Linked DNA regions of Homo sapiens: region 2 is linked to region 1. The links are chromatin loops, found by intact Hi-C in ENCODE. Cell type or tissue: MCF 10A. All regions are shown on one strand. Each heading gives the region's core, and the rest is flanking DNA. Links, peaks and the distances in the headings are about the cores only. Region 1 overlaps LINC01630 (long intergenic non-protein coding RNA 1630). Region 2 has its middle 49 kb from the start of LINC01630.

Region 1 (7,116 bases), core at 776-5,775:
TACCCCTTTAAAAACTGAATTGTCTTTTTATTGGTGACTTTACGATAGTTTTTAGAATACACTCTGGATACCAGATTCTTTATTGTAAACAATATTTGCAGATATTTTCTATCATTCTGCAGGTTGTCTTTTCATTTTCTTGGTGGTGTCCTCTGAAGGATAAAAATTCTAAATTCTTATAAAGTCAAATTTGTCCTTTTCAAGAAACTCTTGTTTCTTGTGCTTTTGGTGTTACATCTAAGAAACCACTGTCCTATACAAGACCACAAAGATTTGCACCTATGTATGTGTGATGGTTAATACTGAGTGTCAACTTGATTGGATTGAAGGATACAAACTATTGATCCTGGGTGTGTCTGTGAGGGTGTTGCCAAAAGAGATTAACATTTGAGTCACTGGGCTGGGGAAGGCGGATCTACCTTTAATCTGGTGGGCACAATCTAATCAGCTGCCAGGGAATATAAAGCAGTCAGAAAAACATGAAAATGAGAGACTGGCCTAGGCTCCCAGCCTACATCTTTCTCCAGGGCTGGATGCTTCCTGCCCTCCAACAAGGGACTCCAAGTTCTTCAGTTCTGAGACTCAGACTGGCTCTTGTTGCTCCTCAGCTTGCAGATAGCCTATGGTGGGACCTTGTGATTGTGTAAGTTAATACTTAATAAACTTCCCTTTATATATATATCTCATATATATGTGCACATAAAATGCAAAAAATCAAGAAGTTTGAAAAACAAAATGCAGGTGAGGATGCAGATTGATGGGGAGACTCATGCTTTTTACAGTAGAGTGTTAGTTGATACAACTATTATATATATCATATATATGATATAACTATATCATATATATGATATATATATGTAAAGGGAAGTTTATTAAGTATTTTATATATATATATCTCCTACTAGTTTCGTCTCTCTAGAGAACCCTAATACAGCATTCTTCTATGAGTTTTATATTTTAGCTCTTACATTTAGGACTATGATCAACTTTTATGTGCTGGGATTACAGGCATGAGCCACCGTGCCTGGCCTGGAATTGCTTCTTAATTTCATTAGAAACACAATTATTTTGAATTAAAAATTAGTTCATTTTTGTGTATGGAAGTGGTACACATTTTTTTTTTTGTATATGAATATCCAGTTTTCTCAGAACCATTTGTGGAAAAGACTATTCCTTCTCCATTAAATGGTCTTGGTATCATGGTAGAAAAACAATTGTGCATAAATGTATGGGTTCATTTCTGAATTCTCAATTATACTCTATATGTCTATCATTATGCCAGTAGCACACTACTGTCTTGATTATTTCAGCTGTGTAGTAAGTTTTGTAGTAAATCAGAAAGTGTGAATCCTTCAGCTTCATTTTTCTTCAATATTGTTTTGGCTATACTGGGTCTCTTGCATTTCTATGTGAATTTCAGGATTAGCTTGTCAGTTTCTTCCAAAAGGCAGCTCGGGTTTTGATTAGGATTGCATTGAAACTGTAGATCAGTTTGGGGAATATTGCCATTTTAACAACATGAATTCTTTAAATCGATGAATTTGGGACGATTTTCTATGTTTTTAGATCTTCTTTAATTTCTTTCAACAATGTTTTGTAGTTTTCAAAGCGTATGTTTTGTATTTTTTTTTGTTAACTTTATTCCTAAGTATTTCATTATTTTGGATGCTATTGTAAATGCAATTATTTCTTTTTTTTTTTTTTTTTTTTTTTTTGGCAGAGTTTCACTCTTGTCGCCCAGGCTGGAGTGCAATGGCTCTATCTCGGCTCACTGCAACCTCCACCTCCCAGGTTCAAGCGATTCTCCTGCCTCAGTCTCCTGAGTAGCTGAGATTACAGGTGCCCGCCACCACGCCTGGCTAATTTTTGTACGTTCAGTAGAGATGAGGTTTCACCATATTGCCCAGGGTGCTCTCCAACTCCTGAGCTAAGGTGATCCACCGGCCTCAGCCTCCCAAAGTGCTGGGATTGCAGGCATGAGCCACTGTGCCCGGCCTGGAATTGCTTCTTAATTTCATTAGAAACACAATTACTTTGAATTAATTTTTGAATTTATTGAATTTATATTGAATTAAATGTTCAATTCCTGACATGACCTTTTAACAGGCAGTTAATGTTTTCATTCTATGGACTTTCCTTCATTTCCAATTTTCTAATCAGTTGAAATTCTGGTGTGATAAATGTAGAAACAGGTCAGCCCTGATGGTGCTTTTGCAGGTGCTCTATATCTTATCTGAAGGTTAGCCTTGCAGGTTACAATGGACTCTTATAGACCCTGGAACAATGCTTGTGCTTACCCAGGTTCTGCTTGTAGTGCCACAGGCTTGATTGCTGGAGCCTTTTCATTGTTGTTTGAATTTGCATGTTCAGCCATTGCATTTTCAAAGCAGGAATTATGGTGCCAGGCAATCAAGTTTAGAGGTGCTTCTAGCTCCAGCCTGGACCAGAACTCTTAAGATTCCTGTGCTGGAACTGGACATCAGCTCAGTCCCAGTGGTGAGTTTACTTTTAATATCCTTTAGGTCTCCTTGGCCAGCAGAACTTGGGTCAGCCAATCCTGATCTACTCTGTTTTTCTTAACTTTGAATTTTGGGGAGCAAGTGTTGAGGTCTTTGTTCCTGCCTTCTTAAAAAGCCTAAAGAAAAATCATTAAACTTGGTGTAACTTCTCCTGCCACAAGTTACACACTGCAAGGGCCTGCCTTTGTCAGAACATTAAAAAAAAATCTGTTACAGACATTTCTGGAGCAGTGAGTATCTATTAGATAAGAGAGGCCCTTGAAAATTATATTTTGACTAAGGAAGCCCCTTTCCAAGGTGACTTGCTCTATTCAACTAGACAAAGAAGTGGAGCATGGCTTTGGCACCCCCCATCACACAATGTAAGGTCTTCCATGTGATAAATCATTCCATTTTATTTTTAAAAATACCATTGCATTGGCTCAGTGCTCTTCAGAGTCTCCAGAGATGTTTCCTTGAACTTCAGAGTTGTGCTTGTGTTTGTGAGTGTGACAAGTGGACTTGGAAGTTTGCTCATTCACATTCATTTCTCTTACTGTTAAAACTCTCATGTTTCCTTTTCAAAGAGATGGATTATCTCACCTTTTTTTTAAGTAGTTTTGGTACTCTATGCATTCCATCACATCTTTTTCTTAGACACAATGAAGAGCAGGGCATTTAAAAGTTTACAGAAAACATGCTAAAATAAAATGTAGAGCAGCTTGAAAGAGATTCACTTACTCTAAGTGTACCTGTAGACCATGGTAGCTGAGTTATTGTCATATGATACTCGGTAAGCATATCAGGCTGGCAATCAAAATGCTGAAGCATTGCTTGCAGAAATTAATAGTCCTCAGTATGGGGTTTGGTCTTTACAGTAATGTCAAAGTAGGAAGGATTGTAAGTTCAGCAGCAGGCTTAAAGCCAGGGTCACCTGTATTAGAATTATATGAAGTATATTTGTAATTGAGAAAGGTTTATTGTACTAATTTTACTAAGATTTATCCTTCCAGTTACCTGCAATGTGCATTTCCTTCTATTAATGGCTCTCAGCCAGTCTACTGGAGCAAAAACAAACCAACTGATTGGCATTGTAAGAAATTACTTATTTTTTCTTTAGGAGGAGAGTAGATATTCTGCATGTCTGATTTATGATTATTTATCATGAAAGATTACTGACTATAATAGCCCTAAACAAGCCTCTATTTTCTGGGTAAGACGTAGAAGGAACTAAATAGCAGACATGGCAGAGAGTTCACTAGGAAGCACTTCAACGGATGGACTTCTTCTGCCAGGGCTTCATTTGCATATGGGAGGGCACGGACTAGCAGGATGCAGATCAAGCCCTGTTTTGCCTGCGTCTGAGCTCCTCCTTCCGGCCAGCTGCTGCGCTAGGCACTTAACATACATTGAAAAAGAAAACTAAAAGCCACATTTTTCTTTCTTTTAAAAACTGTATATATTTAAAGCATACAATATGATGTTTTGATATACATATACATAGTGAAGTGATTGCCCTATTTTCCTATTCACAATTTTTCTAGGTCATAATTATGGCTGAACTATTGCTACAAATCTCAATAGATTTAAAGAAAGTAGAAGAGGAAAAGGAAAACTATTAACCCAAGTGACTATGGGAATACAAAGCATCGGGCTAGTTCATTACCTTTTGTCTTAAAGATAAGAGAGGAGGTTAAAGAATATTAACAAACTGATGAACATAAAATGGCAAACAAGAAAGAACATTAGCCAGGGGGAACACATGTCCCTTTAAAATTATACCTATATATATTCTGAATTATTAAATTTAAATTATCACTACTTTATCTGCTATTTTATTGCTGAAATTTCTCACAACTTCATTTGCGAATAAACTCTCCTGTGATGGTCTGCCATTTACATAAGCATATTTATTGGTATCTCCTACGGAGTATAATCTTAACCACAAGGCTATGAATACAGTAAAACTTTACATTTTTGTGAGATACTTTATTTATTCAATTTAAGCTCAAGAAGTAGATGCAATTTATTAGAAAATGTTACAGAAAAGGAATTAATTCACCTCAATTCCAATGCACATACTGGGATGAATAACTCACTGTTATGACATAGTCAACTTTATTCTACCACCTTAATATATAAGGGACAATGGCTGGGCTCAGTGGCTCACGTCTATAATCCCAGCACTTTGGGAGACCGAGGCGGGTGCATCACTTGAGGTCAAGAGTTCAAGACCAGCCTGGCCAACATGGTGAAACCCCATCTCTACTAAAAATACAAAAAGTTTGCTGGGCTTGGTGGCAGGCACCTGTAATCCTGACTACTCTTGAGGCTGTAATCTCAGCTACTGTGAAGCGGGAGAATCGTTTGAACCCGGGAGGCGGAGGTTGCAGTGACCTGAGATTGTGCTACTGCACTCCAGCCTGGGTGACAGAGTGAGACCCTGTCTCTCTCAAAAAAAAAAAAAAAAAAAAAAAAAAAAAAAAAAAAATACACACACACACACACACGCGCGCGCATATATATATATATATATATCTTGATCACCAAGCCCACTGCAAACTGCTGCTGTTCATTTTCTCACTTTCTCTTGCCTGGACTATTGTAGATTTTCTCACTGACTTTTCTACTCCTAACCTTCCTTTTATATTTGTCCAAAGACTAATCTTTCTCACAATCAGAACCCCTCATATTTTCCCCTTTCTTAAAACCCTTCAATGACTTTATCCTTGCTTTTAGAATGAAGCACCAGCTCCTTAGGGTATTGTACAAAGTTCTTCACAGCCTTTAATCTCAGATCTCTCTCCCTTGCCATACACATCTTACTATCCAGACACATCTAAAATACTTGCAGATCTCTGGATGCATTATGATATTTAACATCTTCATGCCTTTCTTCATGTTTCAACTGTTTTTTTGTTTTGTTTTGTTTTGTTTTTGAGACTGAGTCTTGCCCTGTCACCCAGGCTAGAGTGCAGTGGTGCGATCTCTGCTCACCACAGCCTCTGCCTCCTGGGTTCATGTAATTCTCCTGCCTCAGCCTCCCAAGAAACTGGGATGACAGGTGTATGCCACCATGCCAGGCTAATTTTTGTATTTTTAGTAGAGATGGGGTCTCGCCATATTGGCCAGGCTGGTCTCAAACTCCTGGCCTCAAGCGATCTGCCTGCCTCAGCCTCTCAAAGTGCTGGGATTACAGGCATGAGCCACGGCACCCAGCTGACATTTCATCTTCTTTATGGAATTCCTCTGGACTGACCATTGCCTGGACACTTCTCCACTCTGGGGTTTACCACTACCACGACAGGCTACTAAAGTGGGTATCTGTTTTTGTCTGTCTGGCACCCTTCCACTTCCTTTAGGATGCTGATCCACTACAATAATGGAACCTGATAATGCTGCCAGTCATAGCATCTGTTTTATTGATCGCAGGGGTGGGTATATGACCATGGATATAGGTAATCATGGAGCCTTCTCAGACATAATGATTGACCCAGAATTGGGTATGTGGCCTAAGCCAGGCTAATCTACGTCTTCCCTGGGATTGGATGCAAACTAGAGACTTTTCCTTGGATCAATAACTTTATAAATGTCACCCCAGAACCTCTTTTGCCCATTTCTAGACACATGGAGGAGGCTGAAGAATAAAGTTGATGTTGAGAATGAGAAAGAAATGAGAGGTGGGGGAAAAAAAAAAGAAATGAGAGGTGGAGAGAGAGGCCTGGTGTCATTGAATCTCTGAGATCTACTCTTATTAGCCAGTAGATCTTGGTAAAGCTAATTAATTTCCTTAAGTTTCATATTTTTAATCTATAAAATGGGTAAAATAAATGTAATACTAGCTACCTGATAGGGTTCTTATAAAGGTTATGCAAAATAACACATATGAAGTGCTTGGTACACTGCTTAGCATAGAGTAAATGCTCAATAAATGTTAGTAGTGACTGTTGTTATAACTAAGTTGGGAGAGAGTGTCCTCTTTCTTGTTAGTAGTGAAGCAGGGCTTCCCAGTCGGTATTTAGGCCTATTTATCGCTGACTATGGGCTAATTTTGGGACCATTTCTTTTTCCCCAGTATCTTCTTGGCCCATCGATCAGGCTAGTAACCATTTTAACATGACTCACCTTATTCACCTTTACTTCAGTAGCTTTAGACATTTAAATAAATTAAATGTTAGTAAAAATATTTGGAGAACATTTGTATTTAATTGTAATGATGTTAAAGTATTTAAACTACTACAGTGCATGCAGAGATGGATCAGTGAAAATGCTTTGTCCATTACTGGAAATCTAATACATGGCAACGCAAAATAATTTTGATGGTCTCAAGCACTAAATTACTAAGTGGGTATATTATAGTGAAGATATATGTAACAAGGGCATTCTATACCAGTTCAGCCCACTCAGCAAAATTGCTCCAAGAAGTTGCAATATTTGTGTCTTATTAAAAGACTGACTTCATATTTTTATGGGAAATTGATAAACATTCTTTCTTGGTGCCCTCTTAAGATCCATATGAATTGTATAATGTTTTAAAGTGGGTGGTCAGTAACCTCATTTCATTTCTCTCTTCTGTGTCTCTGACCCAGCTCTTAAAAAAATGCAGCATCAGCATCTC
Region 2 (7,116 bases), core at 641-5,640, 190 kb before region 1:
GCTGTCTGATGGAGAAATTGCTTCAGCTCTTGTCACCTCAGCACTAATCATTAAAAGTAACTGGTACAATCTCTTCAATATTAACCAGGTAAATTACATAGCAGAGAGCCTGGCACACAGTGGCCATGAAGCTGCTGCGTCAGACAGTCTGCTGAGGGCTTTAGGCAGATTATTTCATTTGATCCTCATATTAGCCCTAAGTGGTGGTAGTATTAGCTCCATTTTAAAGATGCAGAAACTGAGGCATAGAGAAATTGAGTTAGTCAGTGATGGATCAAGATGCAAACCTATGCCTGTCTGAGTCCAAAGTCTGTGTCCTTAACCATTGGCCCTCTAGTGCTGGTCAATACAGTCACCACAAGGCACATGTGGGCTGTGAGCCCTTGAAATGTGGCTAGTCAGAATTACAGTGCAGAATTTGTGGTAGGTATAAAACACATCCTGGATTTTGAAGACAAAAAAAAAAGAAGGTAAAATATCTCATATTTTAAAAATATTGCTTATATGTTGAACTGATAATATTTTGGATATATTGGGTTAAATAAAAAAGTATTATTAAAATTAATTTCACCTACTTCCTTTTAAACTGTTTTAATGTGTCCACTAGAAAATTTAAAGCTGCGTATGTGGCTCACATTGTATTTCTGTTGGACAGCACTGCTAGACCCTGCTATAGCCATCTCTTGTATTTTTACCATAGTTCTCTGCCCACAGTAAGCCCTCCACATGTTCTGACTCACCCATAATTTATGTAAATATGGACAGAAGCCAGAGAAGAGGAAAAAAATCATAAATTGCCAGGTGATTCCTTGCAGCATGAGTAGAATACAGCTTTAAAAACTCAGAACACAGGTGGCAATTTCCAGGACTCAGGGCCCCATCACCCTCCTTCTCTCCCGCCCCATCCTTCCCTCTTTTTATCAACAAACATACAGGAGGCTTTAGAATAGACCAGGCACTGTGCAAGACCCTAGAAATTACAAAGGTGCATATAACCTAGTTGTTCAGAAGTTTACTTCCAAATAGAGAAAACTGATCCATACTAGTCTGCCAGAGCTGCAGTAACAAGTTAAGTTGTAGCAAGGTAAGTAACCACAGAGTGGGTGACTTAAACCACAGACATTTTTTCTTATAGTTCTGGAGGCTAGAAATCTGAGATCAAGGTATTGGTAGGGCTGTTTTCTTCTGAGTTCTCTCTCTTTGGCCTGTAGATGGGTCATCTTTTCCCTGTGTTTTCACTTCATCTTTTCTCTGTGTGTATCTGTGTCCACATTTCCTCTTCTTCTAAGGACACCAGTCATACTGGATTAGAGGCCACCTAATGACCTCATTTTCAGTTAATCATCTTGGTAAAGGTGTGGTCTCCAAATACGGTCACATTCTGAGGGACTGGGGTTAGACTTCAAGATATGAATTTTTGGGTGGACACAGTTCCACCCATAACACGACCTATGAAGCAAGTGGTATGGCCACATAGAAGACGGAGTATCTAATTCTTTGTGGGCTGCATGTTGAGGTGGTCAGGAAAGCCTTACATATGTGAGGTGGGGATTGATGTTCTTTTGAAGGTTAATTTCTTTTTTTCTTCAGTCCAGTATGCTGCCAGCTGCTTTCAATCTAGGGAGAACTTAATACAGATATTGAAGGCTGCTATGGACTGACTTGTGTCCCCTCACAAATTCCTGTGTTGAAGTCCTAACCCCCCAAAGTAACTAGATCTTGAGGTAGGGCCTTTAGGAAAGTAATTAAGGTTAAATGAGGTCATAAGGGTAGGGCCCTAATCTGACAGGACTGGTGTTTTTTTCTGGGGGGGACAGAGTCTCGCTCTGTTGCCCAGGCTGGAGTACAGTGGCATGATCTCGGCTCACTGCAACCTCTGCCTCCTGGGTTCCAGTGATTCTCCTGCCTCAGCCTCTTGAGTAGCTGGGATTACAGGTGCACACCACCTCACCTGGCTAATTTTTGTTATTTTAGTAGAGACAGGGTTTCACCACATTGGCCAGGCTGGTCTTGAACTCCTGACCTCAGGTGATCTGCCTGCCTTGGCCTCCCAAAGTGCTGGGGTTACAGGTGTGAGCCACTGCACTGGGCCTAGGACTGGTGTTCTTATATGAAGAGGAAGAGACGTCAGAGATTGCTGTCCATGTGTACAGAGAAGAGGCCATTTGATGACATGGCAAGAAGGTGGCTGTCACAAGCCAGGAAGAGAGGCCTCACTAGAAACTGAATTTTCTTGCACGATGATCTTGGACATCCAGTTTCCAGCACTGTGAGAAAGTAAATTTCTGTTGCTTAAGCCACCCAGTCTGTGGTCCTTTGTCACAGCAGTTTAAGCTGATTGAAACAAGGGCCCTGCTCCAGTTTAAAGGTGCTCGGAGACAAAGGTGGAGCAAGACTCTTGTTTTTGTGAGGGGCTCTGCAGAAGTTGTCTCACTGCTTGGGATGCAGAATTGGTAGTTCAGAAGGTGGCCAGGCGTGGTGGCTGTAGTCCCAGCTACTTGGGAGGCTGAGGTGGCAGAATCGCTTGAGCCCAGGAGTTTGAGGCTGCAGTGAGCTGAGATCATGCCACTGCACTCCAGCCTGGGCAACAGAGTTAGACCTGGTCTAAAAAAAGAAAATTGATAATCAGTTTGCTAAAGGAGCCTAGGGTAGTTAGAAAACTAGTGGTGGTGGCAGGAGTGGGTGGCAGGAATGGGTGGCAGGATTGCTGTGAAGAAAAGAGTTGTCCATACTTGTGACTGGTTTCAATCCAAAGAGCCAAGTGTATTGGGAGCCTGGTTTGACTCAGCGTATCACTGAAGTTGGAAGCCTCTCAGGACCCATCACCTTTGGAGGATTTGAGCTTTGGGGCAGTGGATAATTGTATGGGTGTGAACATAAGGAAGGTGCCCCTGGAGTCCAAGTGTGGGGCGTCTGAGGGGGCTTGGCCCAGCTGGAGCATAACAGCAACATGGTCATGAATTCATTGGATTGTGTACAGGGGACAAGTGGCTGTAAAATGTGTATGGAGTGAACAAGTATCCAAGGTTTCCAGGACAACACAACAAGGCAAGGAGAGGTAACAGCAGCAGGAAGGATCAGACTCCAATTCTCTCTACTTGGCTTGGCAGTGGATTGCCCTTTTCAGGGATGAATTAGCCCCTTTGATTTGTTAGAAAAAAAACAAGGTTATGGAGAAGTCTCAAACGGAAGGTGAGTGTTAAAATAATTAACTAGAAAAAGGAAAGAGAATGTGACTGTCATTGTACTTTGAATTCGTGGACATGATTCCAAAGATAACAGAGTGGGTAGAATGTGACCTGGGGGTGGAAAAATGAGTTGGAGATTTTTAGGAAGGCAAAGTTAAAGGAAGACACTCCTGGAGGAGAAAAGAACAATTGCAAAGACCTAAAAGAATCTGGACTGCTGGAGAAGTGATTGCTGGTGCTGTAGAGTTTATGTGGGAAAAGGTGAAAGGGATAAGGCTGGAAAGATACAGCAGTCTGGTGCAACAGTTTCTGTAAATGTGAAAGAATCTGGACTTTATTGCATAGGTAACAAAGATTTGGTCATGGCAGCTGTGGGACAGGTGAGAAGGAGAGAGGTGCTGGGAGGTGACAGCCACTGCCAGCATCTAGGCAGTGATTCCTGTGATGGAATCTCCAAAGTGGGTGGGGCTGTGGCAAATGACTCACTAGACTGTGGGAAAATAGTAAAACTTATTTATGTATGCTAAAAAAGCAAGTGAAACATTGCCTGGTATTTATCTACAGAGTGACATTGCACCTTCACCTCATTTAGTCCATATGGTGAGCAGCCATGAGTCATACAGGACTTGAAGTATTCTGAAGGATAAACAGAGGCTCCACTCCACTCCTTTGCCTGTTTCTAGTGTATTTTTCTGTACATTTGCCTGGCTAAATGTATCCACAGATTGTTTTATTTGGTCATATCTCATTTAACCTGCACAAAATTGACAAGTAGCTGAAAGAATTCTGAAATGAAACTGCAGATTGAAGGTAGCACTAATACAAACAACAGGCAGAGTATGGGCAGATGGCAGAGCAAACCCCTCTATTTCTAGTGCGAGGTCTTTGTCAAACCCCACACGAGGTAAAAACAGTGGCAATGGAATCATCTCACAAGAAGTTGGCCCCCAAAATAGAAATCGAGAAGATTATTTAAAATACGAATTTATATCCACTGTTGCTACTGTCAAACCTTAACCTAAATGTATATTGGCCAATAGTAAATTCAGCAAGATATTTAGTAGAAATGTTATTGGCTTCTTTATTATACTTTTCAAAAATATCTTTTTTAAAACGAGTGTTATAATATATATATTATTAGAACAATTACATATGTGCATAATCTATAAATAAGTACATATATATGCATATATATATAAAATTAGGGAATGAGCTTTCAGAATTTTTACTGAATTGGTTTTCCATTACAAAATTTTGAAGCCTACTGCTTTAGGCAATGAGAAATTGCAATAAACACACAGACTGCCTATAGGTCCCTCGTTGCCCTTTGGGTGTCCTGTGAGTGTTTTTCCATGCTTTACTAATAATCATTTGATGCTTATTAGTCCACTCTAGTCTCTCTTCTCTGGACATCTTGGGTATCCAGGGTGGCCTGAAGACACAGCTACGGAGCTCCTTTCCATAGCATCCTCCTTTCTAAGAGGGGTCTATTGGTGTCCTTGGACTAAGGGACGATGGGAAGTATCTCCACCGTTGTCAAATTATGTGGCCTCTGATGACCTGAGGCACAGACCAGGCTTGGCTGCATCTCATAATAGACCTGGATCATTGGTGAGCTTCTGGATGCTGGCTCAGTGATATTCCCATGCACCCATCAACAGGAACCTGATGAGTGTCCCTGGCCTCAGTGGCCAGAATCGGGTCTTGGTCTTAGGCTGGCTTTAGGGCACTGGAAAGTATTGCTCCCAGTGGTTTCTCTCACTGTTTGCTTATTCTGACTTCCTGGGGGAAGATACTTACTATCAAACAAGGGTGAAGGCTCTGGATTTTGACAGAGAACCTATTTTATTTGGTCTCTCCCTACTCCAGTTGGTTCCAGCCCAAATCCTCTTTATTCTTTCAACCTGCAATATCCCTCTTTCTTTCTTTTCTATCACATGTGTAAACAGAAAAATCTTAGACAAATTAAATATAACAGAGTTTAATTGAGAAAAAAAATGACTTGTGAATTGGGCAACCTCTGGAGCCACAGTAGGCTCAGAGAGACTCCAGTGCAACCATATGGTGGAAGAAGATTTATGGACAGAAAAAGGAAAGCAATATTTAGAAAATGGAAGTGAGGTGCAAAAACAGCCAGATCGGTTACTGCTCAGCATTTGCCTTATTTGAACGTGGTTTGAACAGTTGGCTGCCTTTGGTTGACATTTGCTGATTGGCACAAGAGTAGGTTATAGTCTGTTTACATATCCAGTTAGGTTACAGTTCCCTATGCATGGAGAAACCTTTAGGCCAAGCCTAAAATATGTAAGGAGGCAGTTTTAGGTTAAACTTGATTTAACATGTGGTTCTTGCTGAAGTACAGAGGAACATAAATGGCCCAAAAGACAAAGCTCCAAATCTCGACAACATTAAACATTTCTCCCTCCTCAAGGGTAAAAAAGGCCTAGTTTTTGCAGACATGGAGCCAGCCTTCACACAGGAGTTGGGCGTGGAGGGAGAACACATGCTTTCATTCTTTCCTTTGGAGTTAACACCAAATCCTATCCCAAGGCTAGATCAAATGGCTTCTAACATGGAAAGAAAATAAAAAAGCGTAAAGTAAGATGAATTTTATAGGAAAAATACAATTGGAAAACTCAGTATACTTTAAATTTTGTTCTTGGCAGGTAGTCCTTTCAAATGACACCTGGCTTCTGCCATCTCCTGCTTTCTTCTCTTGCTTGCTATGGTGTAATGTGCTACGGGATCTGCCAAAATGCAGGTGGGCTGTTGCATCCCCCTCAGTCCTCAATCACCAGGTGTCTTGTCAGTTCTATGTGGAGGTTCCTTGGTGCTCAGGCTGCCAGGTCCATTCTGAGCTCCAACTATGCCAGCAGCCATCTGAAATAGTAGGACTCTCGAGTGAAAGAGACTGAAACCAATGCTAGCTGCTCTCAACACAGTAGGGGCATTATTGGCTCACCTAACTGGAAAGTCCAAGAAGGGAGCCACATTCATAGGCAGCTGGACCTTGCGGCTCCTTGGACTGAGCACTCTTCTTGGCTGTGCATGAACTCTCCTGGCTTTCTTTCTCACAAAGCTTTGCTCTTGGAGCTGCTCTAAGCCCATATTCTAGTTTCAGTTCTGAGTCCTGGAGAAAGACCTCTCTTTCTCCCAGAATCCATGTATCAACTTTTATGAGGGGATTTCGATGGGCTTTGCTGGGATCACCTGCCCTTTCCAGAACTCATCAGTGTGGCTAAGTGAATGAGAAGCTCTGATTGGCCAGACCTGGCTATCTGCCTTCTTTGTGACTGAAGGGGGTTGTGCTGGTCCTGTCCAGCCCCCAGAATGGGTTTCCTCAAGGAAAGAGAGGTTCTGGAATGAGAAAGAGGGATTCAGGCAAAGCCAAAACAGGAGCTGTCTGCTGGAAACCTCAAACAGAAATCATTTGTGCCACACTTTGTCACCAGGCTACAAAACAGGGAAGCCATATTAATAACAGCTATATCATAAAATATAAGAATTATGTATTACCATGTGCCAGGCATTTTTGCCACGTGCTTTGTGCATTCCTGCATTGAATCCTTACAACAATCCTGTGAGGTACATAGTTTAGCCATCCCATTTTCAAGTGAGAAAACGGAGGCTTGCAGTGAGCGGCTTGCCCACGTCACACGCTGATACTCCTTGTCTCACAGAGGCTTGACTAACACAGCTCTTTCAGCTTTCACTCAATCCTCCTCCTCATTCTTATGATTTACTGTATCCTTTTTAGAGCTCAGGCATGAGTTGGAGGAGGCTCAGAGACAGACATTGTGTGATACTGAAAATCTCCTTCAACTCTTACCCTTCTCCTCAACTCCCAGAATCTCTCTTTCTTTAGGGTAAGTTATTTCCCATAGGGCTTTTTGGGGGTTTTAGAGCAAACACTGTTATGGTTCTGAGG

Evidence for each region. Hi-C counts contacts between places; a loop is a spot of excess contacts. Peaks named below come from ENCODE experiments on the same cell type or tissue, not always from the same donor. Only the 100,000 strongest peaks of a DNase experiment are listed, where the experiment ranks them.
Region 2: it touches region 1 in a loop (4-fold over the local background); 3 of 110 quality-filtered maps call a loop at or near these places.

Annotation. Positions count from the first base shown.
Region 1 is chr18:51,533,850-51,540,965 of GRCh38, forward strand. The region is part of intron 1 of LINC01630 (long intergenic non-protein coding RNA 1630); the gene reads left to right. Among named protein-coding and RNA genes, the nearest start is that of LINC01630, 150 kb to the left of the region's middle. In MCF 10A, for the core only: a CTCF peak has its summit at 3,867 (motif pointing left); a DNase peak (open chromatin) is centred at 3,832.
Region 2 is chr18:51,339,325-51,346,440 of GRCh38, forward strand. No RefSeq gene overlaps it. Among named protein-coding and RNA genes, the nearest start is that of LINC01630, 49 kb to the right of the region's middle. In MCF 10A, for the core only: no CTCF peak of the experiment used is centred there; DNase peaks (open chromatin) are centred at 757 and 3,727.